2 separate regions of the Homo sapiens genome follow, and region 1 is linked to region 2. A link is a loop called in an ENCODE intact Hi-C map of the cell type or tissue named here. Cell type or tissue: endothelial cell of umbilical vein. All regions are shown on one strand. Links, peaks and the distances in the headings refer to the core of each region. The heading gives the core; the rest is flanking DNA. Region 1 has its middle 22 kb from the start of LINC02536. Region 2 overlaps ECHDC1 (ethylmalonyl-CoA decarboxylase 1).

Evidence for each region. Peaks named below come from ENCODE experiments on the same cell type or tissue, not always from the same donor. Only the 100,000 strongest peaks of a DNase experiment are listed, where the experiment ranks them.
Region 1: a loop joins it to region 2, with 9 times the contacts of the local background. A loop is called at or near these places in 1 of 110 quality-filtered maps.

Annotation. Positions count from the first base shown.
Region 1 is chr6:127,633,798-127,650,310 of GRCh38, reverse strand. It overlaps the pseudogene LOC100420743. Among named protein-coding and RNA genes, the nearest start is that of LINC02536, 22 kb to the left of the region's middle. In endothelial cell of umbilical vein, for the core only: a CTCF peak has its summit at 8,105; no DNase peak of the experiment used is centred there; H3K27me3 peaks cover 646 bases.
Region 2 is chr6:127,293,269-127,309,781 of GRCh38, reverse strand. All of the region lies in intron 5 of ECHDC1 (ethylmalonyl-CoA decarboxylase 1), which reads left to right. Among named protein-coding and RNA genes, the nearest start is that of RNF146, 35 kb to the right of the region's middle. In endothelial cell of umbilical vein, for the core only: a CTCF peak has its summit at 6,860 (motif pointing left); DNase peaks (open chromatin) are centred at 6,861, 8,371 and 9,181; H3K27ac peaks cover 704 bases.

The DNA.
Region 1 (16,513 bases), core at 3,238-11,237, 340 kb before region 2:
TGAGCATTAGTCATATCTTATTGTGGTTTTAGTTTTTATTTCTTCAATGGCCAATGATGTTACACATCTTTGCATGTGCTTATTTGGCATCAGTATCTCTTCTATCAAATGTCTGTTTATGTCTTTTTCTCATCTTCTAATTGGATTGTTTATTGCTGAGTTTTGAGAAATCTTAATATATTCTAGATATTTTGTTGGATATGTGGTTTGCAAATATTTTCTCACAGTCGTCAGCTTATCTTTCCATTTTTTTAACAAACTCTTTCACAGAGTGAATTTTTTAAATTTTCCAGATGTCCGATCAATTTTCCTTTTACATGTTATACTTTTGGAGTCATGTCTAAGACCTCTTCACCTAGTTCTAGGTGCCCAAGATTTTAACCTATTTATTTTCTAGAATTTCATAGTTTTATATTTTATATTTACATTCCTTATGTACTTTGAGTTAGTTCTGGTAGAAGATTGTATTATAGAGTTAGTCGAGACTCTTTTTGCCTAAGGATGTCTAACTGCTCCAGCACCATTTATTTAAAAAGCAATTTCTCTTGCATTAAATTGCTTTTGCAACTTGGTCAAAAACTCATTCAGCATATTTGTGAGGATATATTTCTGGTTTTCCTATTCTGTTCCATTTATCTATGTGTCTATTACTCCAATAGTACCACACTATCTGGATTACTGTGTCTATATAGTATGTTAAGAAGAATGATTTCTCTCACTTTATTCTCCTAGAATAGTGCTATTCTAGGGTCTTCATTTTTCACATAAATTTTATAAGATTGCTTTTGTAAAGAAAAACCCTTACTGAAATACAGATAGAAGAAATATGTTAAATCTATAGATAAATTAAAAGAGAATGTACATCCTTATTATATTGAGTTTTTCAAACTATAAATATGGTGCCTAGAAGTATTTATGTTTTCTTTCATTTCTGTCATCAACTTTTTAATTTTCATCATCAAGATCCTTTGTATGTTTTCTAAGATTTATTTTTTTTTATTTTTTTCTGGAAACCAAGTCTATTTATTTATTTATGTATTATATTGATTCATGATATATGTACATATTTTGGGGGTATATGTGATATTTTGATACATTTGCATAATATATAATTTTCAAATAAGATTAATTTTTATATCCATCACATTAAACATTTAACTTTCCTTTATGCTGAAAACATACAAATTATTTTCTTCTAGCTATTACGAAATATATAATAGATTAGTGTTTCCTATAGTCACTCTACTTATTTATCAAATAATAGGTCTTATTTCTTCTATCTAACTGAATTTTTGTACCCATTAATCAACTTCTTTTCAATCCCCTGATTCCCTACCCTTCCTAACCTATGGTAACCATCAATCTACCCTCTGACTTCATGTGATTCACTTTTTAAGCTCTTGCATATGAGTGAAAACATGTGATGTTCATCTTCCTGTTCCTGGCTTGTTTCGCTTAACAAAGTGCCTCCTGTTCCATCCATGTTGCTGGAAATTATAGGGTTTCACTTTTCTTATAGCTGAATATTATTCTATTGTGTATTTATATGTATTGGTTGTGTGTAACTGTCCAAATCTCATCTCAATTTGTATCCCTACATGTCAGGGGAGGGTACTGGTGGGAGATGATTGGATCATGGGAGCTGTATTAGTCCATTCTCACACTGCTATAAGGCCATACCTGAAACTAGGTAATTTATAAAGGAAAGAGGTTTAACTGACTCACAGTTCCACAGGGCTGGGGAGGCCTCAGGAAACTTACAATCATGGCAGAAGGGGAAGCAAACACGTCCTTCTTCACAAGGTGGCAGGAGAGAGAAGAATGAGAACCAAGCAAATGGGGAAGCCCCTCATAAAACCATCAGATCTCATGAGAATTTACTCACTATCATGAGAATAGCATGGGGGAAACCACCCCCCATTATTCAAGTACCTCCCACTGGGTTCCTCCCATGACATGTGGGGATTATGAAAACTACAATTCAAGATGAGACTTGTGTGGGGACACAGCCAAACCATATCAGGGATGGATTTCTCCCTTGCTGTTCTCATGATAGTGCATTCTCACAAGATCTGATGGTGTAAAAGTGTGTGACTTATCTCTCCTTCTCTCTCTCTCTCTCTCTCTCTCTCCAACTTCACCATAGTAAGATGTGCATGCTTCCCTTTTGCTTTCCATCATGATTATCAGTTTCTGAGAACTCTCAGCTGTGCTTTCTGTTAAGCCTGTGGAACTGTGGGTCAACTAAACTTCTTTTCTTCATAAATTACCCGGTCTCAGGTAGTTCTTTATAGCAGTGTGAGAGCAGACTGATACATGTGTATATACCACATTTTCTCTATCTATTCACTTACTTATGGGTACTAGGTTGATTCCATATTTTGATTATTTGAATAGTGTCACAATAAACATTGGAGTGGATATATCTCTTTGATATATTTCTTTCTTTTCTTTTAGATATATACCTGATAGTGGAATTGTTGTATCCTATAGTAGTTCTATATTTAATTTTTTAAGTAATTTCCATACTGTTTTCCATAATGGCTGTACTAGTTTATATTCCCACCAATCGTATACAAAGGTCCCCTTTTTTCCACATCCTTGCCAGCATTTGTTATTACCTATCTTTTTGATAAAAGCAGTTTTGACTGAGGTGAGATGACATTTCATTGTGGTTTTGATTTTTATTTCTCAGACTATTAGTGATGCTGAGCACTTTTTCACATATCCGTCTGCCATTTGCATGTCTTCTGAGAAATGTCTATACTGATCTTTCGTTCATATTAAAATTGAATTATTGGTTCTTTTGCTACTGAGTTGTTTGGGTTCTTTTTATATTCTGATAATTTATCCCTTATCATATGGGTAATTTGCAAATATTTTCTCCCATTCTGTGGGTTACCTCTTCATTTTGTTGATTGTTTCCTTTGCTGTGCAGATGCTTTTCAGCTTGATGTAATCTTATTTGTTTGTTTTTGCTTTCGTTGCCTGTGATTTTGAGGTCTTATTGAAAATACCTTTACACAGACCAATGTTCTAGGGCATTTCCCCAGTGTTTCCTTTTACTACTTTTATCGTTTCCAGTCTTAGATTTAAGTCTTTAATCAATTTTTATTTGATTTTTGTGTATGGTGACAGATAGGTGTCTAATCTTATTCTTTTGCATATGGATGTGCAGTTTTCCCAGAACCATTTATTGAAAAGTGTGTCTTATTTCCAATGTACAATGCTTGAAGGCTTTCTCAGTAATGATTTGATCCTAAATGTATGGATTTGGTTCTGGGTTTTCTATTATGTTCCATTGGTCTATGTCTGTTTTTATGCTGGTACCATGGTGTTTTGGTTACTGTAGCTCTGTAGTATATTTTAAAGTCAGGCAGTGTGATGCCTCCAACTTTGGTCTTTTTTCAGGATTTCTTAGGCTATTTGGAGGCTTTAGTGACTCCGTGTAAATTTTAGAATTATTTTTTCTATTTCTGTGAAGAACGTCATTGGTATTTTGACAGAGATTGCATTGAATTTGCTTTGATACTGACATTTTAACAATATTAATTCTTAAAATCCATTAGCATGAAATGTTTTTCCATTTTCCTGTGTCCTCTTCATTTCTTTCATCAATGTTTTATAGTTGCCATGTAAAGATCTTCCATTTCTCTGGTTAAATTTATTCCTAAGTATTTTACTTTTTTTGCTATTATAAATGGAATTGTTTTCTTAATTTCTTTTTCAGTTGCTGGTGTATATAAATGCTACTGATTTTTGTATGTTAATTTTATATCCTCCAACTTTACTGAATTTGTTTAACAACTCTAACAGTGTTTGGTGATGCATTTAGAGTTCTCTAAATGTAGTGTCATCTGTGAACAAGGATCTTTTAACTTCTTCTTCTCCAGTTTCAATGCCCTTTATTGTTTCTGTTGCTTGATTGCTCTGACTAGGACTTATAGTATTATGTTGAATAAACATGGTGAAAGTGAATGTCCTTATCTTGTTCCAGAGCTTAGAGGCATTCCCCATTCAGTATGATGTTAGCTGTGGGGTTGTCATATATGCCTTTATTGTTTTGAAGTATATTCCTTCTATACCCATTTTGTTGAGTACTTTTTATCATAAAGAGATGCTGAATTTTATCAAATGGTTTTTCAACACCTGTTGAAATGAATATATGGTTTTTGTCCTTGGTTCTGTTAATGTGATATATCATGTTTATTAATTTGCATACATTGAACCATTCTTGCATCCTTGGAATGAATCCCACTTGATTATGATAAATTATCCTTTTAATGTGTTGTTGAATTCAGTTTGCTAGTACTTCTTTGAGAATAGTTGCATCTATGTTCATCTGGGATATTGGTCTGTAGTTTTCTTTTTTGGTTGTCGCCTTGTCTGGTTTTGGTATTGGGGTAATTCTGCCTTTTAGAATGAATTTGAAAGTATTGTCACTTCTTCAATTTTTTCAAGTTGTTTCAATAGAATTCATATTAATTCTTTTTTAAGTGTTTAACAGAATTCAGCAGTGAAACTATCAGGTTCTAAGCTGATCTTTGATGAGAAAATTTTTTACTGATTCAATCTTGTAAATCACATTTGGTCTGTTTTCTATTTCTTCTTGATTCAATCTTGGTATTTTGTATGTGTGCAAGAATTTATCCACTGAGTCTAGGTTTTCCGAAGTGTTAGTGTATAGTTGTTCGTAATAGCCTCTAAAGATTCCTTGTATTTATGTGGTATCAGTTGTTATGCTTGCTTTTTTATTCCTGATCTTATTTATTTGAGTCTTCTCTTTTTTTCTTAGTCTAGAAAAAGGTTTGTCTATTTTGTATATCTTTTCAAAAACCCAACTTTTTGTTTTGTTGATTTGGGGGGTTCTTTTGGTCTCGCTTTCATTTATTTCTGCTGTAATATTTATTATTTCTTCCCTTCTAGTATCACTGGGGTTAGTTTATTTTTGTTTTTCTAGTTCCTTGAGATATATCATTAGGTAATTTATTTGAAACCTTACTACTATTTTATATAGGCACATATTGATATAAACTTCCCTCTTCCCTATTCTGTATCCCACAGATTTTAGTATATTGTATTTCTATATTCATTTGTTTCAAGAATTTTTTTAATTTTTAAATTAATTTATTCATTTATCCTTTGGTCCTTCAGGAGCACGTTGTTTAATTTCTTCAGGAGCATGTTGTGTAGTTTACAAGCCTTCTCTTGTTATTGATGTCTAGTTTTATTCCATTCTTGTCTGAGAAGATAATTGATATAGTTTTGACTTTTTTGAATTTGTTGAGACTTGTTTTGTGATCAAATATACTGCCTGCTCTAAAGCATGTTTCATGTGCTGATGAGAAGACTGCACATTCTACAATAATTGAGTGAAATGTTCTGAAAATGTCAGTTAGGCCCATTTGGTCAACTATGTAGTTTAATTCTGCTGTTTTTTGTCGATTTTTCTGTTTAGATAATTTGTCCATTAATGAAAGTGGGGTGTTGAAGTCTCAACAATTATTGTATTGCAACTCATCTTTCTCTTTAGATCAATTAATGCTCATTTTATATACTTGAGTGTTACTGTGTTGGGTATATAGATATTTATAGTTGTTATATCCTCTTGCTGAGTTGACCTCTTTTTTAAAAGAGTGTTGTTTGTTTGTTTTTACAGTCTTTGATTTGTTGTCTATTTTATCTTATATAAATATAGCTATTCCTGCTCTTTTTTGGTTTCCATTTGCATAGGATATCTTTTTCCATTCCTTCAAGTTCAGTCTATGTGTGTTTTTACAGGTGAAGTGGGCTTCTTATAAGCAGCATATAATTGGATTTTGTTTCTTTATGCATTCATTTATTCTATATCTTTTCATTGGAGAATTTATTTCTTTTATATCAATGTTAATATTGATAAGTAAGGACTTACTGCCGCCATTTGTGGCATGTTTTCTGGTTGTTTTGTAATTCCTCTTTTCTTTTCTTGCTGTCATGCTTTGTGCTTACGTGATTTTCTTTGGTAGTATGTTTTAATTTATTGTTTTTATTTTTAGTGCATTTTTTATAGGTTTTAGCTTTGTGGTAGCCATCAGGCTTGCAAAAATCTTATAATTATAACAAGTTATTTTAAAGAGATGGCAACTTATCTTTTATCACAAAGAAAATAATAGAAATAAAGGAAAAATGACAAACTCTACCCTTTAACTTCATTCCCCCCACATTTTTACTTTTGTTGTTTCAATTGAAATATTTTTATCCTGACTATCTCTTAACAGGTTGCTGTAGCACCTATTGGTTTTGGTAGATTTGTCTTTTAGTCTTCATACTAGAGTTCATTGGATTACATACCAAAATCTTGTTACAGTATTCTGAGCTTGTCTTTGTACTTATTTATGAGGGGGGTTTATGCCTTTTTATGTTTTATTTTTGTATGTCAGTCTTTTTCCTTTCAAACTGAAAAATTCTCTCTATGATTTCTAGTAATACAGGTCTGTTGTGATCAATTTTCTTAGTTTTTGTTTATTTTGAAAAAAACTATATTTCTTCTTCATGTTTGAAAGATAACTTTTCAGGGTATAATATTCTCAGTAGGCATTTTTTTTTTTTTTACTGTTTTGAATATGTCATCCTCCTCCCTCTTGGCCTATATGATTTTTACTGAAAAATCTGTTGCCAAATTGGAGCTTCTTTATACATTTATGCTTATTTCCTTTGGCTGTCTTTAGGATCCCCTTTTACCCTAGACCTTTGAGAATTTTATTGCATGACTTGGAGTAGTCTTACTTGGGTTTAATCTGTTTGGTGATCTCTGACCTTTGCATACCTGAATATTTATATCTTCCTAAAGTTTTGGAAAGTTTTATATTATTATTTCATTGAATAAGCTTTCTATCTTTTTCTTTTTCTCAGATCCCCCTTAAATATCAATAATTTTTAGATTTTCTTTTAAGGTAGTTTTTTTATATCTTGTGGGTGACAGAGCAGGAGCACCATCATTTCGGACACCATCATTTCGGACAAACACCACCATTTTAAGCTCCAGCTCCCTTTCTAGCCTCATGCACTTCAAGGAAATCACTTCTCTTCCAACTACAAGCAGCCAGAAAGAGCAGACAGTAAAACACAGATGAGGCTGCTTGGGCACGAAGGGAGGTGTGGGGAATGTCTCTTGGGTAACTGCGAAACCTCACCCTCATACAACGGGCCCCAGTAAAACAGTGGGCCTTAATAATCACATTCCTTTCCCTTCAGGTGCACTAAGATAGGGAAGCTAAAAGCAGACCCTGCAGGTATGCCTTCAGCTGCAGGGATGTATGGGAACAGACACACAACTCTCCCTCCCAGATAAGCACAACAAAGACACAAAAGAGACACAGAAGCAGTCCAAGCCTCTGATAAGCTCTCCTACCCTAAATCCTTAAAAACTCTTAGTAAGAGAGTGGGCACGACCTAACTCAGCCAGACGCCCCTCTCAGGTTTGTTTTCTCTAAAATAAACCTGTCCTTGACTGTGGAGCAACTTTTTGTTTCTTTCCTCTTTCTTTAATTCTTAACAGTGGGCATTTTTCATTCCTTTTCATTCTTTTTTTTTCTCTCTCTCACAAACTGTGTGTTTTCCAATTGCCTGTCTTTGACTTCACTGATTCTTTTCTCTGCATGATTTATTCTACTGTTAAAAGCCCCTAATGAACTTTTTAGTTAAGCAAATATACCTCTAAGTTCTAGGATTTCTGTTTGATTTTTAAAAATTATTTCAAATTCTTCATTGAATTTCTCTGATAAATTTTTGAATTGCTTATTTGTGTTATTTTGGAGATTTCTGAGTTTCCTTAAAAACTGCTATTTTGAATTCCTGATTGGAGAGTTTATCTATTGCCTTCTTGTTGGGGTTGATCACTGGCTCCTTTCTTTGTCTGTTTGAGGAGGTCATGGTTCACCATTTGCTAGTGTTGTTTCTTGTGGATATATATATATATATATATATGTCTTTGCATTGAAGAATTAGTTATTAATTCTACTCTATCTGGCTTGTTTGGGTTTTTATTGAGTATGTTTGCTTAGATATTTATTTGCGATGTAGCTGTTCAGTATCTTTTTGCTGGGTCACTACCTCCTTTCCAGCACTAGATGGCATTTTAGCCCAGATTTGCCTTTTCGGCACTAACGAAGTTCAGAGTGCTGCCTGTCCTGGATGGGGAAGGTCCCAAAGAGAATACCCTGGCATCCTGGCAGTGTAGGAAGGCTGACTAAAAGTTCATGCTCAGGAGACCCACGTGTACCCGCTAAAGCACTGTGCTGCTGAACAGCTACTCTGATTTGGCATCTCCTTTGGCCTCGATACAGAGCAGTGTTTTTCACCTGTGGATGCTAGTCCCATCTCTCCGCTTTGTCTCTAGCTGTCCTCAGGAATTTTTCTCCCTTTGGGCATTTGTGATGTTTCCAACGGTTTGAGGAGGGACGGGTCTTCTGCCAAGGAACCCAAGATGGTGGGGAAGCTGGTTGTCCCCCTTGATCTCACGTTTTCCTGTATAGTAATCATGAGTCAGGGAGAAATTTTCCTTGGGTTTTGTGCCTGGCAGACCAAGGAACAGGGATCTCAAATGTAAATGTCTGATTTTTTTTTCACCCTCTGCACAGAGTTTTTTTTCATTTCTCTGTCGACCCAGGAACTGTCTCATTTTCATATTTGAGTTCTGGAATATTGCTGATGATAATCTTAGTGCCGTATTTTTTTTTAGGTTTTCTGTCAAGGGAAAGTGAAGCCAGCTTGCTTCTACTCTGCCATTTTGGTGACATCACTCCTGTTTTATAAGATTTAAATCTAAGTATTTCAGTTTCTTTAAAGTTACTAAAAATAGTCCTATTTTTAAAATTTTAATATCCATTTGTCAGCGTATAGAAATGCAATTAATGTTTTTTCATTCTGTATCCTGAGGAATTTTCTTATTGATTTCTGGCTTACTTCATTATGGTCAGAGAACATACTCTTTATGATTTTAATTTTTTAGGTTTGTTAAGGTATGTCTTATTGTTCAGGATATACTCTATCTTTGTGAGTGTTCTACGGACACTTAAAACAATTTTGTATTCAGCTGCTTTTGGGTGAAGTGCTCTATAAATGTCCATTAGATATTGAAGCATTTTTAAGATGGCTGTTTTAAAATCCTTAGCGGATAATTTCAACATCTGATTCATCTGCATATTGACATCTGTTGAATGTCATCTCTCATTCAAATTGTGATTTGTCTCACTTTTAGTATGCCAAATGATTTTGATTGTATCTTGGACATTTTGGTTATTATGCTTGATCCTGTGTAAATCCCTGGATCCTATATAAATTTTCTATCATAGTACACGGTAGCCTTGTTTAGCATATAGGTTCTGGTATACTTTTGCGGGACTCAGTTCCAATGGCAGTTTAGTTTTCTCAGCGCTTACAATGTTATTCTGTTCTGGTTCTTCTGATGTTATTGAGCTCTCACTCAATGTCTGCTGGAACCATCTATGTGGGCAGAAATCACTTCTCTGGGCCACCTGTTGACCTTCTAGTGGGGTGAAATTTGCAGGTATGGAGGGCAGGGAATGAAGGTCACCTACACTGCTGACCTGTAGGCAGATGACACGACTCTCTGATGCCTAGGTTGTAGAGTGGAAGCTAGAATGGCCTAGGGTTTCCTTCTGTGCTGCTGCCACTCCTGCCAATGCATTAGACTGCCTACAGGTGCTCAGGTTGTGGAATGGGAGCTGGGTTCCCTACTAGTTCTCTGCTGATCTTCCACTTTTCTGTCCTTTGGCCAGAAAGGGCAATTTTTCTTGGTGTTCTTGTGTATTCCTATTGACAGTTCCAGGTTGCAGACCTCTCTGGTGCCCAATCAAGGATTATATTAGAGATAAAAGAAAACCCAGAGAACCATTTATGATGACATTTATAAAGTCTCAAGGTCTCTAGCCAGTCTTTATGTATCTATTTCTCCTCATTCAGAGTCCTGTCATCACTGTAGAATAGTCTCTAGGGAATGTAGTTGCATTTAAAGGGGAAAAGCAGAGAAATGTGAGTCTAGACCATTTTATTTCAGAACTACACATCCTATGCAATCATCTTTTGAACCAGCAATCTCTCATCTGGGAATTCACCTTAAAAATACATCTGCTATGAAATATGGGGGGGGGGTGGTTATTCATTGTGATATTACTTGTATTTGAAATGTGTTTGATAATTTTGAATCGCCACATATAGGGTATTGGTTGAATTAACTACTGAATATCCACACAGAGGAATGCTATGTAGTTAGTAAAAACAAACAAACAAACAAACAAAAATTTAAAGATGACAAATATCTCTAAGAGGACATACATAGTAATTTCCCAGGAAAAAAAATAAGTGAAAAAAATCTGGGTACCAAGGAATATATATAGTATTCTAACTTTTCTGGAAGAAATTAGGAACAAATAAGGGATAAATAAATATGGAGAATCAGGTAGAGTAAATATAAATGTAGATATACTTATTTTTAAAAAGCACACACAACAAGCCAACAAACAGAAAATGCAGGATGGATTAACGAGAAACTATTTAATTAGTTGCCCATCGGTGTGAGTGAAAATGGGTTGGGAAGGGACAGCGAAAGGAATGAAACGGCATATTTTTTCATATAACTTTGCATTTGAAATGCTAATATTTTACATTAAAAATGTAATTATATAAAAATAGGTTAAAAAGCCAAAAATTGAGATTGCCTTTGATGGAAGATTTCACAATTAGTAGTAGTTTCATTACTGTGTTTATATTATCTTTATTTGATTTTATAGCAGACATTACAACCAAAGTGAAAGAAGCTTTGTGCCTGCATTGTATGACATGCTCAACCATTTCATGTTCTGGAAGAGTACAGTGATATCCTTAAATAATTATTTGGCTACTTCTGCTTCAGTGTCAGTATAATTCAATAACATCATTATTTCATACAATTTTACAAAGCATTGACTTTATTTTCTGAGGTAAATTCAATATATTGAGAAATATATTGAATTGGTCAATAAATATTAGCCAGTCCTTCCAAGGCTAATGTCTTTACCCAATACAAGTGCCAAGGAAATAAAGTTTTATTTTAAGAATTATGGAACTGGTATGTAACAAGGAGACCTAATGAACATAAAGGCCTATTTTGGAAAGTCTGAATGTAGCCATTTTCTATAAAACAATTAACTTAGAACTGAAAATTACAGTTTAGGTAACATGCATTAAATATACAAGGTTGTATAAGATTAACTTACATATCTACAGTTCTAAATGTGATTAGATAATTAAGTAGCTTGGAATAATACAGGAGAAAAAAAAACCTCTGTGGGAGAACATTTCTTTCAAGTCTTCTCTTTTTGAAAATAGTGTCTACACTTTAGAATTAGTAGAGATTTGTTTTGGAACAAAAACATCATAAATCTAAAGCTAAAAATGGCATTCATGAAATAAGGGACCTTCACCACCACCCCCCAGAAAACAGTATCGGAAGAAAGAAACCAATGATAAAATGAGTTCTTCTGTGGAAAAGATAGAGGAGGAGATCCTGTGAGGACACCTGAGCTGTCATTGCATCTGGGCCTGTCAAGGGAATGCTCTGACACCCAGTATAATTCCCATTTGTAGGCTGTCTTGGCATGGAGAAGAGGAATATCTGAACTTCTTAGATATGATTCCGGAGAAGCCGAAACATAAGGTCCACTTTGAACAATAAACAACTCCCCTAAAGAGGACACTTGCCTACTCCTAGGAGAGTTTTTGACCCTGGGCCCAGGGGTGAGCAAATGGGAAGGTGGAATGTTAGTTTGGACATTTTCAAAATTTCATTATCATTCAACAGCACAATACATGGGCTTCCCTTTTTTAAGTGGTTGATTTTACTTCATATTTAACTGAGTTGAGCTCTATGGCATAAACAGAAAATCAAAACAGCATTAAAAATTAGGAAAATCGTCCACAAAAATATTTTTCAACACTGTGTTAACACTCAAAGACAAGATAAAGACCATAAGTACAAAGATAGCTGAGAAAAAAGAGTGACAACCATGGGCTGAGATAATCGTGGAAGGGAGTGGGGCCAAAGAGCTTGCTGGGTGTATTGCTAGAATAATATTTACAAAGATGGCGATAGCAACAGGGTATATTGGGAACAAGTTGCCAGGCTGGCAGGAGAATTAAAATGTGAAACAGTAATGAGTGGTGAATTTGAAAAAAAAAGTCAGTTAGGGCCAGTTTAAGAGATATCTTCAAAGTTAGACTGAGGAGTTTTGACTGGGTGCTTAGGCAATATGGTTTGGTTTAGCAGCAAGGGCCTGCTGCTTGCACAATACTTAAGCAACTTAAATGTTTGCTTCTTGCCTCCTTAGAAGAGGTTTTTTTTTAAGCTTTATTAATGTATCATAAACATATAATAAACTGCACATTTTAAAACGTATTATTTGGTACGTTTTAATTATATATATGGCCTGGAACACATCACCTCAGTAACAACCATATACACATTAAAAAATTTCTCTCTTCCTGTTTGTATTCTTTTTCTCTTCCTCTTTGTATTCTTTTTCTCTTCCTCTTTGTATTCTTTTTCTCTTTATATTCTCATCTTCAGGAACTTCCCTACCTCCTCTGTCTATTTTCCCCTGTCCCCACCATTCCCACACTGCTCCGACCACTCGCCACACCCCACTTCCTAGCTTCACAGGCAACCATATATCTGATTTTTAATCACTGCAAATTAGACTGCATTAACTAGAATTTTCATATCAACAGCTACATACTCTTTTTTTTCTGGTTTATTTCAGTAACCATAATTATTTTGAGATTCATCCATCTGATTGCATATGTCAATAGTTCATTCCCTTTTATTGCTTAGCAGAAAAGTTTTTTAAAATAAAAGTAACCCATAAAGAAATAAACAGAATGAACTAAAGGGAAGAGTTTGAAATTGAGAAGGCATATGTGAGAGAAAAAGACAGGAAGAGAGAAAGAAATGTTGGGGGTATGGGTCACAAGTAACTTATGCCAGGGAATAATATAATTAAAAAATAAGTTAAACTCAAGGCAAGAATTTAGGTTTTAATAGCAATAAATATAGCATAAATTGTGTTCTTGACAAAAATAGTAGGACAATATACAGCTTTTGATACAGTTTATTGAGATAGATGTATTGTTTTCCATGGGAAGACAAGAAAATATCTTCTGAGAATAAGACAACAGGAGATAGGTTCATGTTAGCTATAAAGGAGAAGTGCGGAAGATATCAAAAAGAGTAATAAAACTATTTCACCAAAGAAACAAGAAAAGAAAAGACACCAGAAAGTGTATAAAGCAGCCTTGCTTGGCTATCAATATCAAGAGCTCAGTCTCAGGCATGCTCAGTTGGAGATGGCTTGGAATCACCAATAGAAGAGCTCTGTGGGAATTTAACAAAAATGGAACTGGAGTACAGTGAGGACTCAAGGCATAAGATACAGAAGTCAGCGACATACAGCAGTTCTTAGATGAGTATAATGGGCGAACATTCTCAGAGCATGAGTGGCTTTAAAAGGAGAGAGTCTCAGAAGCAGATATAAAACACTCCCAATGAGACAAAACCTAAGAACTAAAAGAGGGATGCTTTACATAACTGAATATGATGACAGCTTTAAAAAGGAATATTGATTTTGGGAAATGTAAATCTTTTAACAGACTTCTCCATATCTTTACTGTTGGCCACCAAGAGTAACCAAGTGAGAAATTCAAGTAAGAAAGTAAAAGGGAAACAAAATAGAATTATGAGGAACAGACAGGTGGACTGGTGAAAAGAAAGGAAACATTGAGTGTAAGGGAGGGGAATGAGAAGGAAGAAAGCTTGAATATTGCAGAAAAAGGTGGTTTGGAGAAAAGAAGGGAATGTCCCCAGTCAGTGCATAAGGACTAGACAGGAGAGGCTGGAGGGGCAAAGGAAGAGTCAAAACACTACAGGGAGCTGGAGAAAAGAGGAGGGTAGCAAGAGCAGAGAGAATGTGCCAGGTATGAAAATGGTTGACAGAGAGAGAGAGAGAGAGATGGGCACAGGGTCATAAGATAGCTGAAGGGACATACTATGTGGGAAGTGTACATAGAAGTTACCAGAGTTAAATATGGAATGAACCAGGAAGGGAAGTTTTGAAACTAGGAGGTAAGAGAGAATTTCAGAAAGAAAGGGGGATAAGATAGAATAATGACTAATATTTATGGAGTATGTGTTCACTGCACTGACTACTTTCCATGTTTATCATCATTTAACACTTCCCGATCTTCATGAGTTAATTATTTTTAGTATTCCTTGTACGTAGATTAAAAAATTGAAGCTTACAGAAGTTACTTATCCAGCATCACACAATAGATAAGTAATGAATAGGGATTTGATTTTAGGCAAAGTATAGATCCTGTTTAATGTGCATGAATATTGACTCCTAACTCTGAGTCAGTGAAGAGAGGAAAAGTTAGTGAACAGAAAACCAAACACCTCATGTTCTTACTCATAAGTGGGAGTTTAACAATGATAACACATGAACACAGGGAGGGGAATATCACACACCAGGGCCTGTCAGGGGGTGGGGGGCTAGGGGAGGAATAGCATGAGTTGAAATACCTAATGTAGGTGACGGGTTGATGGGTGCAGCAAACCACCATGGCACGTGTATACCTACATAACAAAACTGCACGTTCTGCACATGTACCCCAGAACTTAAAGTATAATAATAATAAAAAAAGAGAGAACAGCTACAGAGGTTAAGCAAATTAAGACCGAGAAGAGGGAGTAGAGAGTAGGAATGTTATAAGAAATGAAAGAATAAGAATGGCAGATGGGAAGTCAAAGTCACGAAGGAAAGAAAGTGATGAGAAATAACAATTTTTCAGAGAATACGAATTTCCTTATTTTTGAAAAAAAAAAGCATCTAGTTAAGTTTTTGTGTATTCAGGTTAGAAATGGCCTAATAACTATGAGTCTGCATATTCTCTCTACTAGGCAGATTAGCTGGTCTCACCCAAACGACAGATGGTGGCCATGACTCTGGGGATCATCTGTGCATCTCCATGAACAGTTGGGGGACTGGTGAGATTAATGCTTTAATAATAAACTTTGAATTGATTACCTTTTCACAAATGACTAAATCAATCTAAAATGCCATTTTTCGAAACCAAAACAAAAACCAGAATTAGTTCTTTTACAAAAGCAATCTGTTTGACCTAAATCTTCTGACCCTAAAACCTAAATGTTTTGAAATGTTATTAGATGCATATTTTTAAAATCTACTAATCAGTGTATCCAATTATTGAAATGCCATTTGAAAGAAACTAGTAACCTCAAACCTTGCTTTAGATGCTTAAGACCGAAGTAGGAATTTATCTCATGTTATAAAATAAAACTTTGTTTACAAGAAAAACATCTAGATAAATAGCAGAAATATTTTAAAGACATATCAGACTTTCAAATTTGGAAAAAATACCTTCTGATAAAAGAAAAGTATAGCACTCTATAGAGTTACTAATTTTTTTTCCTTTTTACATTTTGTGCTTTGGAATTTAATTAGTATTTAAATTTTCAGTGCAGTTGTTATCTATGTTTTAAAATAATATATCTACAACATAAATCAATTTTGCTTTATGAAAGTTGGGTTTTTAAGGAAAGCATATTTGAGTTCCAAATGATCCTCAAGGAAATTTCTAACAAAATCTTCTTTTTAACTTCTATTTTACCTTAGGGGTACAAGTGCAGGTTTGTTACATAGGTGAACTTGTGCATAGGAATTTGTTGTACAGACCATTTCATCACCCAGGTATCAAGCCTAGCATCCATTAATTACTTTTCCCAATCTTCTCTCTCCTCCCCTCCCATCCTCTGAAAGGCCCCAGGGTGTGTTGTGTTGTTCCTCTCTCTGTGTCCACATGTTCTCATCATTTAGGTTCCACTTATAAGTGAGGACATGTGGTATTTGGTTTTCTCTTCCTGTGTTAATTTGTTAAGGATAAGTGCCCAGAGCTATTGCTTAAGTTTTACTACATGTTTCTAAATCTGTGGAGTTTACTTTTGTGATAGATTTCTTTACTTCAAAAACAACCTCTTTTCTATAGTAATAATATGAAGAATAACTTTGTTTATACAGACTTTAATTATTATCTTTCTGCTGTATCTTGCTGTGATCGACTCTGGCATAATGGGGATATCATCAGACAATGTCGTCCTTCTACCACCATCTAAGGATCAGATGAATTTTTGTTATAATGTTTCTAGCTGTAATTCATCCTTTCCAGAAACAATACAAATGTGGCATGAATTTTACCAAGTTTTTCTCTAATATTTTTATTAATAACCTTTGAAGGTAGCCAGATAATTTTGTATAATACTTTATGTATAATTTTAAAGCATTGAACAATATGTTCCCAAAAAATAATTCCTAATATGAAAATGTGTATTATGATGCTAGCAGTATTAATATGAGTAGATTGCCACATGACATCGTATCTTATTAGCACCTTTGTTTCCAATATG
Region 2 (16,513 bases), core at 3,820-11,819:
AATTTCTGGAGGCCTCCCCAGCCATGCTTCCCATACAATCTGTGGAACTATGAGTCAATTAAACCTCTTTTCTTCATAAATTACCCAGTATCAAGTAGTTCTTAATAGCAGTGTGAGAAAGGGCTTGTGGAATATTGCTCAAGAAATTTTTGCCAAGTACAGTGACCCTAAGATTTTCGCCAGTGTTTTCTGGTAGTGGTTCCAGAGTTTGAGGTCTTAAATTTGTCTTTAATCTATTTTTTCCTGTGTGTGTGTGTGTGTGTGTGTGTGTGTGTGTGTGTGTGTGTGTGTGTGTGTGTGTTTTGTTGTTTGTTTTCTGGGTTTTTTCTTTTTCTTTATTTTGATTTGATTTTTGTCTGTGGTGATAGATAGGGGTCTAATTTCATTCTTCTGCATATAAATATCCAGTTTTCCCAGCATCATTTATTGAAGAGACTGTGTTTTCTCCAGTGTATGTTCTTGGTACCTTTGTTGAAAATGAGTTGCCTGTATATGTGTAGATTTGTTTCTGGGTTCTCTATTCTGTTTCACTGGTTGTCTGTTTTTATGCTATTTTGGTTTTTGTAGCTCTGTGGTATAATTTGAAGTCAGGTAATGTGATTCCTCCAGGGCTGTTCTTTGTGCTGAGCATAGTTTTGGCTATTCTGTGTTTTTTGTGGTTCCATATAAATTTTAGGATCTTTTTTTCGATTTATGTGAAGAATGTCATTGGTATTTTGATGGGAATTACACTGAATATCTAGATTGCTTTGGGTAGAATGGACATTTTAACAATGTTGATTCTTCCAATCCACGAACATGGGATATCTTTTCATTTTTAATGTCCACTTCAATTTCTTTCATTGGTGTTTTATAGTTTTCATTATAGACATGTTTCACTTCCTTGGTTAATTCCTAGGTATTTAATTTTATGTGTGGCTATTGTAAATGGGATTACTGTTTTGATTTCTTTTTCAAATTGTTCACTGTTTACATATAGAAAAGCTACTGATTTTTGTATGTTGATTTTTTATTTTGCAACTTTAGGCTTTTTCCAGACATAGATTGTATAATCTACAAACAAGGATAATTTGATTTCTTCCTTTCCAATTTGGATGTCCTTTATATCTTTTTCTTGTCTGATTACTCTAGCTAGGACTTCCAGTACTATGTTGAATAACAGTTGTGAACGTAGGCATCCTTGTTGTGTTGTAGATCTTAGAGAGAAGGCTTTTACCTTTTCCCCATTCAGTATGATACTAACTGAAGGTCTGTCATATATGTATATGGCCTTTATTATGTTGATGTATGTTCCTTCTATACCTAGTTTCTTGGTAGTTTTTTATCATGAAGGGATATTGAATTTTATCAAATGCTTTTTCAGCATGAGTCCAAATTATTATATAGCTTTTGTCCTTCATTCTGTTGGTATGATGTTTCACATTGACTGATTTGTGTATGTTGAACCATCCTTGCATCCCAGAGATAAATTTCACTTGGTCATGTTGAATGATCTTTTTAATATATTGTTGAATTCAGTTTGCTAGTATTTTGTTGATGATTTTTGCACCAATATTCATTGGAGATATTGGCCTATAGTTTTCTTTTTTTGATGTGTCTTTATCTGGTTTGGTATCAGGGTAATACTTGCCTCACAGAATGAGTTCGGAAGTATCCCCTCCTCTATTTTTCAGAATATCGGAATAGTTTGAGTAGGATTGCCATTAGTTCTTCTTTAAATGTTTGGCAGAATTTAGCAATGAAGCCATTGCATCCTGGGCTTTTCTTTACTGGGAGACTTTTTATTACATCTTCAATCTCCTTACTAGTTATTGGTCTGTTCAGGTTTTGAATTTCTTCCTACTCAATCTTGGTAGGTTTTATGTGTCTAGGAATTTGTCCATTTCTTCTAGATTTCCCAATTTATTGACATGTAGTTGCTCATTGTAGCCACTAATAATCCTTGAATTTCTGCAGTATCAGTTATAATGTCTCCTTTTTCATGTCTGGTTTTATTTATTTGGAATTTCTCTTTTTTTTTTTCTTTGTTAGTCTGGCTAGAGATTTTTCAATTTTGTTTAACTTTTCAAAAAAAACAACTTTTTGTTTCATTGCTCTTTTGTATTATTTTCTTTCTGTCTTTTTTTTTTTTTTCTGAGACAGAGTATCACTCTGTCACCCAGGCTGGAGTGCAGTAGGCTGGAGTGCAGTGGTGTAATCTCAGCTCACTGCAACCTCCTCCACCTCCTAGGTTCAAGTGATTCTCCTGCCTCAGCCTCCTGAGTAGCTGGGATTACAGGTGCATGCCACCATGCCCAGCTAATTTTTGTATTTTTAGTAGAGATGGGCTTTCACCATGTTGGTCAGGCTGGTCTCAAACTCCTGACCTCGTGATCTGCCCGCCTTGGTCTCCCAAAGTGTTGGGATTACAGGCGTGAGCCACCATGCCCAGTCAATATTTTTTTAATTTAGATTTCATTTATTTCTGCTCTGATCTTTAGTATTTCTTCTACTAATTTTGAGTTTGGCTTGCTCTTGCTTTTCTAGTTCTTTAAGATGCATTATTAGGTTATTTGAAATTTTTCTTGTTTTTTGATGTAGGCACTTATAGCTATAAACTCCCTGTTAGTACTGCTTTTGCTGTATCCCATAGGTTTTGGTATGTTGTACTTCATTATCATTTGTTCTAAGAGAATTTTCAGTTTCCTTCTTAATTTTTTAATTGACCCATTGGCCATTCAGGAGCATATTGTCTAATTTCCATGTATTTGTGTAGTTTCCAAAATTCCTCTTGTTATTGATTTGTAGTTTCCATTGTGATCACAGAAGATGTTTATTATTTTAATTTTTTGAATATTTTAAGATTTGTCTTTTGACCAAACATATGGTCTACTTTTAAGAATGATCCATGTGCTGAGGAAAAGAATGTGTATTCTCCAGCTCTTGGAGGAAATATTGCATGAATATCTATTAGGTACATTTGTTTCTATAGTGCAGATTAAGTCTGATGTTTCTTTGTTGATTTTTTGTCTCTAAGATCTGTCCAGTGCTGTATTAGTCCATTCTTGCATTGCTATAAAGAACTACCTGAGACTGGGTAATTTATAAAGAAGAGAGGTTTAATTGGCTCATAGTCCCACAGGCTGTACAGGAAGCATGGCTGGGGAATCCTCAGGAAATGTACACTCATGGCAGAAGATGAAGGGGAAGCAGGCACGTCCTACATGGCTGGAGCAGGAGAAAGAGAGAAAAGGGGAAGGGTACTACACACTTTTAAACAAAATCTCATGAGAACTCATTCACTATCACAAGAACACCAAGGGGGAAGGCTGCCCCCATGATCCAATCACCTCCTCCTACAACATTAGGGATTACAATTCTACATGAGATTTGGGTGAGGACCCAAATCCAAACCGTATCAAATGCTGAACGTGGGGTGTTGAAGTCTCTAGCTATTATTGTATTGGGGCCTATCTCTCACTTTAGCTCTAATAATGTTTCCTGTATATATCTGGGTGCTCCAGTGATGGGTGGCATAAAAATTGTCATATCCTCTTGCTTAATTGACCCATTTATCATTATATAGTGACTTTCTTCATCTCTTCTTAACAATTTTTGTCTTGAAATCTATTTTGTCTGAAATAAATATAGATACTCATGTTTTCTTTTTGTTTTCATTGTCATGGAATATCTTTTTCCATTTCTTTATTTTCAGTCTTCGTGTGTCTTTATAGGTGAAATGTGTTTCTGGTACACAACAGATCATTTGGTCTTTTTTTTTTTTTTTTAATCTATCAACCAGTCTGTGTCTTTTGATTGGAGAGTTTAGTCCATGTACATTCAATATTATTATTGGTAGGTAAGGACTTACTCCTGCCATTTTATTTGTTTTTTGGGTTGTTTTGTGGTCTTCTCTTTCTTTTCTTCTTCCTTTTTGTGATGATGATGTTCTCAGTGATTTGATTTAGCTTCTTGCTTTTAATTGTTTTGTGTATCTTTTATGTTTTTTGGCTTGCAAATACTGCATCTTATTAGGCTTGCAAATACTATCTTATCACCCATTATTTTAAGCTGATAACAACTGAACATTGTTTGGATAAACAAGCAAACATGCAAAAAGAAAATAATAAAAACTTTATGCCTTAACTTTATCCTCTGGCTTTTTAATTTTTTGTTGTATACTGTCTATGTCATGAAAAGTTGTAGTTATTATTTTTGATTGGTTCATCATTTGGTCTTTCTACTTAAGATAAGACACAGTTACAGTGTTTTAATATTCTGTGTTTTTCTGTATGCTTACTATTATCAGTGAGTTTTTTACCTTCAGATGATTTCTTATGGCTCATTGACATCGTTTTCTTTCTGATTAGAGTGCTCCCTTTAATATTTCTTGTAGGACAGGTCTGGTGTTGATGAAATCCCTCAGCTTTTGTTTGTCTGGAAGTCTTTATTTCTCTTTCATGTTTGAAGGTATTTTTGCAGAATATACTATTCTAGCATGAAAGGATTTTTCCCTCAGCACTTGCAGTATGTCGTACCATTCTCTCCTGGCCTGTAAGGTTTTCACTGAAAAGTCTTCTCCCAGACATATTGGAGCTTAATTGTGTGTTGTTTCTTTTCTCTTGCTGCTTTTAGGATCCTTTCTTTATTACAGACCATGTTTTTATCCTTGACCTTTGGAAGTTTATTAAATGCTTTGAGGTACTTTTGTTTGGGTTCAATCTGCTTTGCTGCTCTATAACCTTCTTGTACTTGGATATTGATATCTATCTCTAGGTGTTGGAAGCTCTTTGTTATTATTCCTTTGAATAAACTTTCTAACCCTGTCTCTTGCTCTACCTCTTCTTTAAGGCCAATAACTCTTAGATTTGCCCTTTTGAGACTATTTTCTATATCCTGTAGGGATGCTTTTTTATCTTTTTTCTTTTGTCTTCTCTGACTATATTTTCAAATAGCCTGTCTTCAAGCTCACTAATTCTTTCTTCTGCTAGATCATTTCTGCCATAAAAAGTTATGCCATAAAAAGTTCTGATGCATTCTTCAATAGTATGCCAGTTGCATTTTTCAGCTCTAGAATTTCTGCTTGGTTCTTTTTATTTCAATCTTGTTCTTAAATTTATCTGATAGGATTCTGAATTCCTCCTCTGTGTTATCTTGAATTTCTTTGAGTTTTGTCAAAACAGCTACTTTGAATTCTCTGTCTGAAAAGTCACGTATCTCTTTTTCCAGTATTGGTCTGTGGTGCCTTGTTTAGTTCATTTGGTGGGTACATGTTTTCCTAGGCGGCCTTGGTACTTGTAGATGTTCTTTGGTATCTGGGCATTGAAGAATTAGGTATTTATTATAATCTTCACAGTCTGAGCTTGTTCGTAGTGGTCCTTCTTGGAAAGGCTTTCTAGATATTCAGAAGGACGTAGGTGTTGTGATCTAAGCTGTATCTGCTTTAGAGGGCACCCGAAGCCCCGTAATGCTCTGGTTCTTGCAGACTTCTGGAGATACTGCCTTGATGGTCTTGGAGAAGATCCGGAAGAATTCTCTGGATTACCAGGCAGAGACTCTTGTTCTCTTCCCTCACTTTCTCCCAAACAAATGACATCTCTCTCTCTCTCTGCTGAGCCCCGTGGAGCTGAGGGTGAAGTGAACTAAGTAACCCTATGGCCACCGCCACTAGGACTGTGCTGGGTCACATCTGAAGCTAACACAGCACTGGGTCTTGCCCAAGGCCTTCCATAACCACCCCCTGGATACTGCCTATGTTCACTTGAGGGACTAGGACTCTACAATCAGCAAGTGGCAAAGCCATCCAGGCCTGTGTTCTTCCCTGCAGGGTGGTGATTTCCACTAGACTCTGGAAAAGTCCAGAGGTGCTGTCTGGGAGCCTGACACTAGAGTCAAAAACTTTAGAAGTCTAGCTGGTGTTCTGACTTGTCTGAGCTGTAACTCAGACCACAAGACATAGACCTTTCCAGTCTTTTCTCCCCTTTCCAAAGGTGGAGGAGTGTCGCCCCATGGCCACTGTCACCACTGGCTCACAGGGAATACTGCCAAATGATCATTAATATTACAGTAAAAATCTGTTAGCTAGTGTAGCCACCTTCATCAATAACCCTAGCTAGATCTTCAGGATCACTTGCTGCAGCTTCTGTGTTACCCCTTACTGCTTCAGTTTGCACCTTTATATTATGGAGATGACTTCTTTCCTTAAACCTCATAAACCAACCTCTGCTGGCGTCAGATTTTTCTTCTGCAGCTTCCTTACCACTCTCAGCCTTTGTAGTGTTGAAGAGAGTTAGAGCCTTGTTCTGGATTAGCCTTTGGCTTAAGGAAATGCTGTGGCTGGTTTGGTCTTCTATCCAGACCACTAAAACTTTCTTCACATCGGCAATAAGACTGTTTCGCTTCCTTATTATTCATGTGTTCACTGGATTAGCACTTTGAATTTCCTTCAAGAACTTTCCTGTTGTATTCACAACTTGGCTTTTACCCTGAATTTTATGGTAATTACTTTCTTGCTTTCCTTTATAGTTTTATAAGCTAAATATTCTATAATAAATATATTTTTTATTTTTTTGACTTCATATAAATGGCATCATATAGTAGTAGAAATAGAATGAGAAAAGTTTCAGTATGCTAACTTATGAAAAACAGTAAATTTTATATTAATTTTTCTTTTTATAATTTATGACTCAGGTTTCAATTCATCAGTTAAAATATGTCACTTCATGCTCACACAAATAGAGATTTTCTAGTTTTTTTGGTATATAAGACCGTTTACAGAAATCCTAGCCTCTTGAAAACTAGTGTTCAATAATGCACAAAATTCTTATGCACAATAAAAAAAAGTTATTTTATATGACAGTGCCCTCTGCTGTCATCAGTGCAGATTGCATTAGAATGCTGCTATTATTACATTTTATTCTGCGAAGAGGAAGCAGTCATTGGCTTTATGCTTGATATGAGACTAAACAGGAAATGCTGTATGTGTGAAAGTATTAAATGCATTCCTCACTTTACACTGAATACAGGTAGTTATGAAATATATAATTTCAATACATATATAAATATAAAACGTACATCTAAGTATATAATTAAAAGAATTTTAAGGCTGGGCACAGTGGGTCAGGCCTGTAATTCCAGCACTTTGGGAGATCGAGGTGGGTGGATCACCTGAGGTCAGGAGTTCGAGACCAGCCTGGCCAACTTGGTGAAAACCCGTCTCTACTAAAAATACAAAAATTAGCCGGGCATGGTGGCAGGCGCCTGTAATTCCAGCTACTCAGGAGACTGAGGCAGGAGAATCACTTGAACCCGGGAGGCAGAGGTTGCAGTGAGCTGAGATGGCGGCACTGCACTCCAACCTGGGCAACAAGAGCGAGACTCTGTCTCAAAAAGAAAAAAAAAAAGAATCTTAAGCTACATGCAAGTGTGCATTATTACACTGAAAAATCCTCTGTGTAAAAGGAAATGAAAATTAAGACTTTTTAGATGTTATTTGGAACAAGTGAAAACCCTCTAACATAGATTCCGGTGTTCACCTTTATTAGACTTTTGTACTATTCTTCATATTGATTTCTCATCTATGTTTAAGTGTAGTTAGGGTTTAGGACAAAAAAGCACAATAGCAGGAAAAATAATCAGAGATTATTTAATCCTTTAATACTGCTAAATTGCCTAGCTGTCATTCTCTAATTGAAGAAAATGTAATGCATCCTAGAGCTTCATTAAATATTTAATTTTATTTGTTACAAGATGTCTGAGGGTACTGCCTACTCTCAGTATCTGGATATACCAGGTGCTTTTGTTGAGAAGCTTCTGATGAAAACCTATCCATTTTTGAACCAGCTTTTCTGAAAGTGGTGTCTGTTTATTAAACATATTTCAGCACCCACATGTGCTAGGCACAGCCATTCACAAACCTTGTGTCTTGGTTTTTTGTTTCATTTTTCTAGTAATATGTTTTTGTTATATTTTACAAAATTATTGGTCTGCAATCGATTAGAAAGTTTCTTTAAAAATGAAGAAGAAATTGATCCTTGACCAGAGAAATTTGACAAGCACTGTCCTAGGCTACTCAGCCCTTTTAAAACCCGCATACCAAAAGCAACTATAGTTCTTAAATGTTAGAGGCTAATAGAGAGGATTGCATACTGAATGAACTACATTACTAGCCCCAGTTTCCAGGAAGTGATAAATCAGTACAAGTTCCTCTAGCTGATTTTTTCCACTTAATTTTATCAGTACCTCATCAGTTACTTTCTATGACAGATTATTTTAATTATTTCCTAAGAATGTCTGCTTGTTCTAAAAAAACACCGAAAGCTTTCATAGCGTTTGCTAAAAAGATAAGTTCCTTCTTTATATGTGTTGGCCCTTTTCGCTTGTTTAACTTTCTTACCTTGGAGAATTGCCTGGAATTCACTCAACTGACATTTTCATCCATGCCAATGGAAGTACTTCAGCAGATGGAGATACACTTAATATGAATATATAAAAGAAATGAACTCATGTAGCATTCTAACACTGTCCCCTTCCCGCAAAACCCTGTGAGCACCAGCTGGTAATAGATGTAATGTATACGTATGTCGGAAACACTCAGTTCTACTTTGCATAGATAGACCCTCACTTGAGTCATACTTTTCATGTAAAATATTCCAAGAGAAAATGGCTTTTAAAAAACATTTTTAAAAGTAAAAGACTAACATGAATTAAAAATTGGTATTTTTCAATGGTCAGAATCTAGTCAAGCATTATGTTTCCATTTTAGTGACAAAATTAATGTGAGGAAATGAAAAGCTAGAAATGTGGTAATATAGCCTCTCATTTTTTAATCCACCTTGACAAATTAAAGATATTTAGAATGAAATATAAATTAAGAAAATGCTAATACATGTAGTTTTCTATTGCTGCTATAACAAACTACCACAAATTCTGTGGCTTAAAACAACACGTTATTATCTCACAGATGTATAGGTCTGAAGTCTAGCTGGGCTCAGCTGGTTTTTCTAAACCTTGTCTCATGAGACCAAAATCTAAGTGTCAGTTGCAGTGGGCTCTGAAGACTCTAGGGGAGGATTCATTCCCAGGCTCACCCAGGTTCCAACTGGTAGAATTTGGTTACATGCACTTGAAGGACTGAAGTCCCTGTTTCCTTGCTGCCAGATGGGGGATGAGTCTTTGCTCCTAGATGCTTTCTGAATTCTTTCTCATGCTTTCCATGTGGCTCCTCCAGCAGTGGTGAGTCAAGTTCCTCTCATACTTTGAATCTCTCTTATTTATCCTTATGCTGCATTTCTCTGACTACAGCTGGAAACATTTCTCTGCTTTTAAGTGTTCTCATGATTAGATTGGGTCCACTCAGTTAATCCAGGATAATTTTCCTATTTTAAGGATTTAACTTTAGTTACATCTGCAGTCTCTTTTGCCATGTATGGTAACACATGCACAGTTGCCAGAGATTAGGTCATCTCTTCGGGGCCAATCTACCTACCACGTATGGGCTTGGCATAGGGAATTTAATTGTCAGATTTGTTGCTAACTTTTATATTTCTGTTTGATTGCCAGTGAAAAGTGCTAACTTTGTTACTCTAAGTTAATTTTGTAAACTGTATTTTTATTTTTTTAAATGCTTGCTTAGATGCTTTTTAGAAAACAGTAATAGTACCCACATACAGTCATGTATTGCTTAATGATAGGAACACATTATGACAAATGTGTCATTACGTGATTTTGTTGTTGTGCAGACATCATAGTATGTAGCTAAACAAACCTAATGATACCATCTAGGGTGCAGCTTACTACATACCTCGGCTATATGGTATAGCTTATTGCTCCTAGGCTACAAACCTGTAAAGCCTGTTACTGTATTGAATACTATAGGCAGTTGTAACACAATGGTAAGTATTTGTGTATCTAAATGAAAAGGTACAGTAAAAATACTGTATAAAAGATAAAAAATTGAATGCTCATATAGGGTATTTATGGTGAATCGAGCTTGCAGGACTGAAAGTCTCTCTGGGTAAGTGAGTGAGTGAGTGGCAAGTGAATGTGAAGGCCTAGGACATTACTGTACACTTAGAATGTACTCCTTTTACTTTTACACATAAAAAATTAAATGTAAACAGCCTCAGGCAGGTCCTTCAGAAGAAATTCCAGAAGACAGTATTAACTGTAACTTTTGTACTATATAAGCTTTTTAATTTTAAAAAACTTTTTTATTCTTTTGTAATAGCACTTCATGTAAAACACAAACACATTTTACAGCTGAACGAAAGTATTTTCTTTTTTTATATCCTTATTCTATAAGCTTTTTCTATTTTTATTTTATTCATCTTTTTTAAAAGTTTTTTTTTTTTTTTATTAAAAGCTAAGACAAACACACACATTAGCCTAGGCCTACATAGAGTCAGGATCATCCATATCATTGTCCTACCCCTCCACATATATCATTGTCCTACCCCTCCACATCTTACCCCACTGGAACATCTTCAGGGGCAGTAACATGCATGGAGCTGTGATCTCCTATGATAATAATGCTGTCTTCTGGAATTCCTCCTGAAGGACCTGCCTGAGGCTATTTTACATTTAATTTTCTACATATAAAAGTAAAATAACACTCTAAAATAACATAAAAAGTATAGGTCAGCTGTGGTGGCTTATGCCTGCAATCCCAGCATTTTGGAAGGCCAAGGCAGGAGGATTGCTTGAGCTCAGGAGTTGGAGACCAGCCTGGGCAACATAGTGAGACACAAAAAATAAAAAAAATAGCCAGGCATGGTGGCACACGCCTGTAGTCCCATTCCTGAGGGAGGATGAGGCAGGAGGATCGCTTGAGGCCAGGAGGTCAAGGCTGCATTGAGCCATTATGGCACCACTGCACTCCAGCCTGCGGGACAGAGTGAGACCCTTTCTCAAAAAAAAAAAAAATATAGTACAGTAAATACCCGAACCATTAACATGGTCATTTATTATTATCAAGTATTATGTAACATACATAATTGTATGTGCTATACTTCTGTACAGGTAGCAGTGCAGTAAGTTTGTTTTTAACAGCATCACCACAAAAATGTGAGTAAAGCATTGTTCTATGACATTACAATGGCGATGATGTCACCAGGCTATAGAAATTTTTCAGCCCCATTATAATCTTATGGGATCATTGTCATACAGTCCATTGCTGACTAAAATGTTGTTATTCAGTGCATGACTGTATACCTTATTTATAAAGGATTCTCTGATATAGACATTATTTTAAACATAATTATACCTGTAGTATGGATGGTTAGCTTGGTTTCAAGATCAAGATTCCAGAATGTGCTTCAGGAAGTACTTAAAACACTCATTCCTTGATTCTACTTTCTAATTCCAGTTATTCTAAAAACATGGGAAAATAGAGAAAAATCTCTCAAAACTACCTTAGAAAATAGAAAATGACAAACTCAGACTGCTTGGCTTTTAGCATCAACTTTTGGCAAAAAAAAGCATGTACACATTTTTATATGTCTAATATTTAATATTTTACTATTGAATTTGGTGTGAGAGAGAAACTGGAATTGTATTTTTTAATTTTTAATTTTGAAATAATTACAAACTTGCAGGAAAGGCGTGACAGTAATACAAATAATTTCCCTGTGCCATTCATTCAGGTCCAACAATTTTTAACATTTTGCTATTGTGTTTTATCTTTGTGTATCATATATTTTTTTCACCCAGACTAAGGGTAAATAAAGTATTGTACTGTGTCCAAAAGTTACTTACATTAGTTCACTGTTGTTTTTGTTGTTTCTCCTTCTTTGATGTTGAAATGGTCTGGGGTGAATGGTCTCGTTGTCTGAGGTGTTATCCGAGCTCCTTGTCTCACAATCAAGAAAACTAAGGAGCATGGACGCAAGGGGGAGGTTGGAGTCAAAGTTTAATAAGTGAAAGAAGAAAGCTCTTTGTAGTGGAGAGGGGGCCTGAGTGGGTTGCTGTTTTTACAGTTGAATCCAAAAGCTTTTATAAGAAACTCCCCTCATCTCTGTAGCTATTTGTGTAACTCTCCTTATCTCTGCAGCTGTGGGTATGTCTTGGGTAAGCACAAAGTGAAGCTTCTCTTGTTTGTTTAACTGCAGGTCTGTTTCAGGTAAGCCCACCCCCATTCCTTTGCAGGTTCCCACAGAGCCTACCATGTATATGCCTGAAAAGGGGAGGAACCTTTTTCCTGGAAGCCCGCTAATCACACAAAGGAAAAAAGGCTTCTCTGTTGGGCCTTGCTTTCTTATTAGTGTAGTTGCAGTTTAGTTTTTCCCCAGGTTGTTCTGTTTGTGCCTGTAGCTGTGATTTTTCAGGCTATTTCTCCAAGGACTAGCCTTAGCTGTCTGCCTGATTTTTCCTTTTCTTATCCCTCAATGTGATTTCATTTGAAAATACCTTGATTTAGTTTTTGCATTCAGTTTAAATTTTTTCCCTTGTTTCCAGCCTTATTTTATGTCTTGAATATGTTAGAATGTTGTAGTGAATAACTTTATCTATACTTTTTAGTAATACTAATGGCATATCTTAAGGATAAACACTAGAAATAGGATTGCTAAATCAAAAGTTAAATAAATATTAATGAGTTAATGAATATTTATTAATTATTGCCTAATTTTCTTCCATAAGAGATAGACAAGTCTTGCATTCCCTCTAGTCTGTTTCACTTAGCCTTGTCAACAGAGCCTACTATTAAGCTTTGGAATTTGCCAATTTCATGGGTAAGGAACAATATTTCAGCATAGTTTTAATATGCATTTCTTTTTTTTCTCTTTTTTTTTCTTTTTGAGGCAAGGTCTTGCTCTGTCTCACCCAGGCTGGGGTGTATAGTGGTACGATCACTGCTCACTGCAACTTCCGCCTCTAGGACTCAAGTCATCCTCCCACCTCAGCCTCCGGAGTAACTGGGACTACAGGAGTGCACCACCACACTTGGCTAATTTGTGTATTTTTTGTAGAGACGGGGTTTTGTCATGTTGCCCAGGCTGGTCTCAAACTTGTGAGCTCAAGTGATCCACAGCCTCCCAAAGTGCTGGGATTGCAGGCATGAGCCACTGCGCACAGCCCATTTATATTAAAGTGAAGTTGATTATAGTTTCATATGTCTTAAGGACCATTAAAAAATTTTTTTTGGTGAATTATTTATTCATATTTTGCTTATTTCTCAACAGGATATTTGTTTTTTTCCTTCAATTTTTTAAAGTTCTTCAAGTATTAGGGATAATGTCATTATCTGTGAAGTGTTTTGCATATATTTGCTCAGCTTGTTTTTTGACTTTGCTTGTTTTTTGTTTTTATTCTTTTTTGCCACACAAGCCTTTTTAAAAAAACATGGTCCACTGTGGGAGGCCGAGGCAGGCGGATCACAAGATCAGGAGTTTGAGACCAGCCTGGCCAGTATGGTGAAACCCTGTCTCTACTAAAAATGTATAAAAATTTAGCCGGGTGTGATGGCGCACGTGTAGTTGCAGCTACTCTGGAGGCTGAGGCAGGAGAGTCACTTGAACCTGGGAGGCGGAGGTTGCAATGAGCCAAGATCGTGCCACTGCACTCCAGCCTGGGCAATGGAGTAATAAGACCCTGTCTAAAAAAAAACAGACACACACACACAAAAGTAGTCATATCTATCAATCTTTTTAAAAGTTGCATCTGGATTTCAAGTGGTAGTTTAAAAGCCTTTCCATATATCAAGGTTATAGAAAAGTTCATGCGTGTTTCTTCTAGTACTTGAATGGTTTTGTGTTTTACATTTATATATCTAATCCATTTTGAGCTTATTTTCATGTATGCTGTGAGTAATGGATCTTATTTCATCTTTTTTCCAAATGGCAATTTGTCCCAACACTATTTGTTTTAGAAAGCCTTCTGCCTTCTGTGTTCCAGTGATTTGAGGTAACACCTGATCGTGTACTAGATTTCCACTTGCAGTTAGGTCTGTTGTTTCCAATTTTTCTCTAAAATGATTAATGCTGTGATAATTACCTTATGCAAAAGGCTTTATCCACATTTCAGATTATTTCCTGAAAAAATCATGTAAGTAGCACAAATACTTAATGAAAGGATATGCAGTGTTCAAGGCTTTTGGTAATAGCCACGTTATCTTCTAGGAAAGATTCTACTAATTTATATTACCACCAGCAGAAAATAAGTGTCTATTTGAGAGCATCCTTTCTTACAATGAGTATAATCTTTTAAGATATCTTTTATAATTTTGATAATCAAAAATTAAATTTGCCTTTTTAGAGATTTTTGGTGATGCATAAATTTTCATATGTTGGTTGATTTATATGTGTATGAATTCTCTGCATTTTCTTTTCCCATTTCTCCTTTGGGATATTGAGCTGTTTATACACCAAATGAAAAGCACATTTTTATTCCTCCCTAGTGAAATAAAATTCTCAACTATCCAATTTAGAGCCTGCCTATCTGTTTTCAACCTCTAATGCTGTTTTCATCAATATAAATAACCCTCAGCCAAGGTATTAGCATTTCCAGCTGCTAGCCATTAGTTCAAAGTATATTATAAAGAAAGGGAGCTGTAAACGTTCTTATCCCAAGGGAACTTACAAGGTAGCCTTTTGCACTTTGGGAGGCCGAAGTGGGTGGATCACCTGATGTAAGGAGTTCAAGACCAGCCTGGCCAACATGGTGAAACCTCGTCTATACTAAAAATACAAAAATTAGCTGGGCTTGGTGGCGGGCACCTGTAATCCCAGCTACTTGGGAGGCTGAGGCAGGAGAATCACTTGAACCCAGGAGGCAGAGGTTGCAGTGAGCCAAGATTGTACCACTACACTCCAGCCTGGGCAACAGAGTGAGACTCTGTCTCAAAAAAAAAAAAAATACTGGCTTCATAAAGTACAATATTACACACACTTGCACACACAAATAAATGCATGCACACACACAATCCCGCCCCCACCCCAATTCAAAAATAACAAATCCCATTTTTGATTTGGAAGTAACTTTACTCTGAATAGGAGATGTCCACCTCAGGAAGTAGTCACACTGCCCATGATGCTTTGTTTTGTAGTTATCACATTACTTGGAAGTTCTTACTTTAGAGCTGTGACATCAAGAAAATTTACCTCTGATCATGCCAGGATTACTAAATGTTAAAATCAGACTTCAGTATCACAAAACATTTTTATATCTGCTCCCCCCCTCACAACCACACAACAAATAAAAGTTTTCACACATTCGACTATATACCTTCTTACTCAAGCAGTCTGTTTGCATATAATGAATGGAAACTCATGAAGCCAATCATCTGAGACTTGGAAATCAGAAAGGTGAGATTATAGGGAGAATTTTTGGGTTCTTTCTCTTTTCCATTGTTTTGTGATGTTATAGATGGTAGAAAACAAAAGGGAGAAAGTGCCAGGAAAATATACGTGTGAACAAGTAAGTTTATGTTCGAGGCATAATTTTAAAGTATTGTTTGTGGTCAGAGATGCTGTTGCGAATTCTATAATTTTCTATGCTATATTTCCCCATGCGAGCAAGTTTACTTTGTTGTCTTTGGCCCTTTATGCAATCAGTGTAAAAGGACTAGCCGTTTCTGGCCCTACACTAAAGCTTATTTATATTTAAATCAGTGATTCCAAACTTTAAATGTATAACATCATGTTAATTTTGTAACATCAATGGTTTTCTTTAAAATTTCAAGATATTTATCTTGTTACTTGTATTGGACAGTTCTAAGAAATCTTAGAGGGATAACTGTCTTACCTGTTTTTTAAAAAAGATCAGCTTGCAATCTTCTGCTTCAACCATATCTGTATTAGAATACAGTATTATTTCTAACTTTATTTGGCAATATAAAAATTGAATATTTCTTGTGCTCTCCATTTATAAAACCAACATCGAAGAAGAAGAGTATTTGCTGGTTATACAGTGTTGAGTATAGCTCTTTTACTCTGAATATTTTAGAGATTATGGGATTTTAGTCCAGGGGACAACTTTATACTACTTCACTAGCAGAAACACTACTGTTATTTTTACGGACCTATCAATACCACCAACTTAATAGTATTAAAAGCTAGTATACAGAGTTTATTATGTATCAGACTACAAAATATATACAACTTTTATATTTCCAAATAAAAGTAGGTAATACTGTATTCTCTTGTAGATGTGTTTGAGGCAATTTCACACAATTTTTTAAAACATACAGACACACTCTATCTATAAAAGAATTGTGGAGTACATATGTTCAAAGTATCTATCAAGAGACACAGAGATGTTAAGTAACTTCCTAAGATCTAGAGATGAATCTTCCTCTCCTCTTTGTACCATGTTTCTTTTGCCTTTGCTGTATTTTACAATGTGTGGATATGTAGCCAGTCTAGTGGCCATCCTAGGATTTCAAGCCCAGCAGTCTGGCTTCTGAGTGTATGCACTTCACATCAAAGCTGTACACTCTTCCAATTCAATTATTTATATTTCCATCCTTCATCACAGAATTTACTAGAAGTACCTTGCTTTAATAATCAACATTACAAAAAGGCTGTTTTTTTGCAACTTT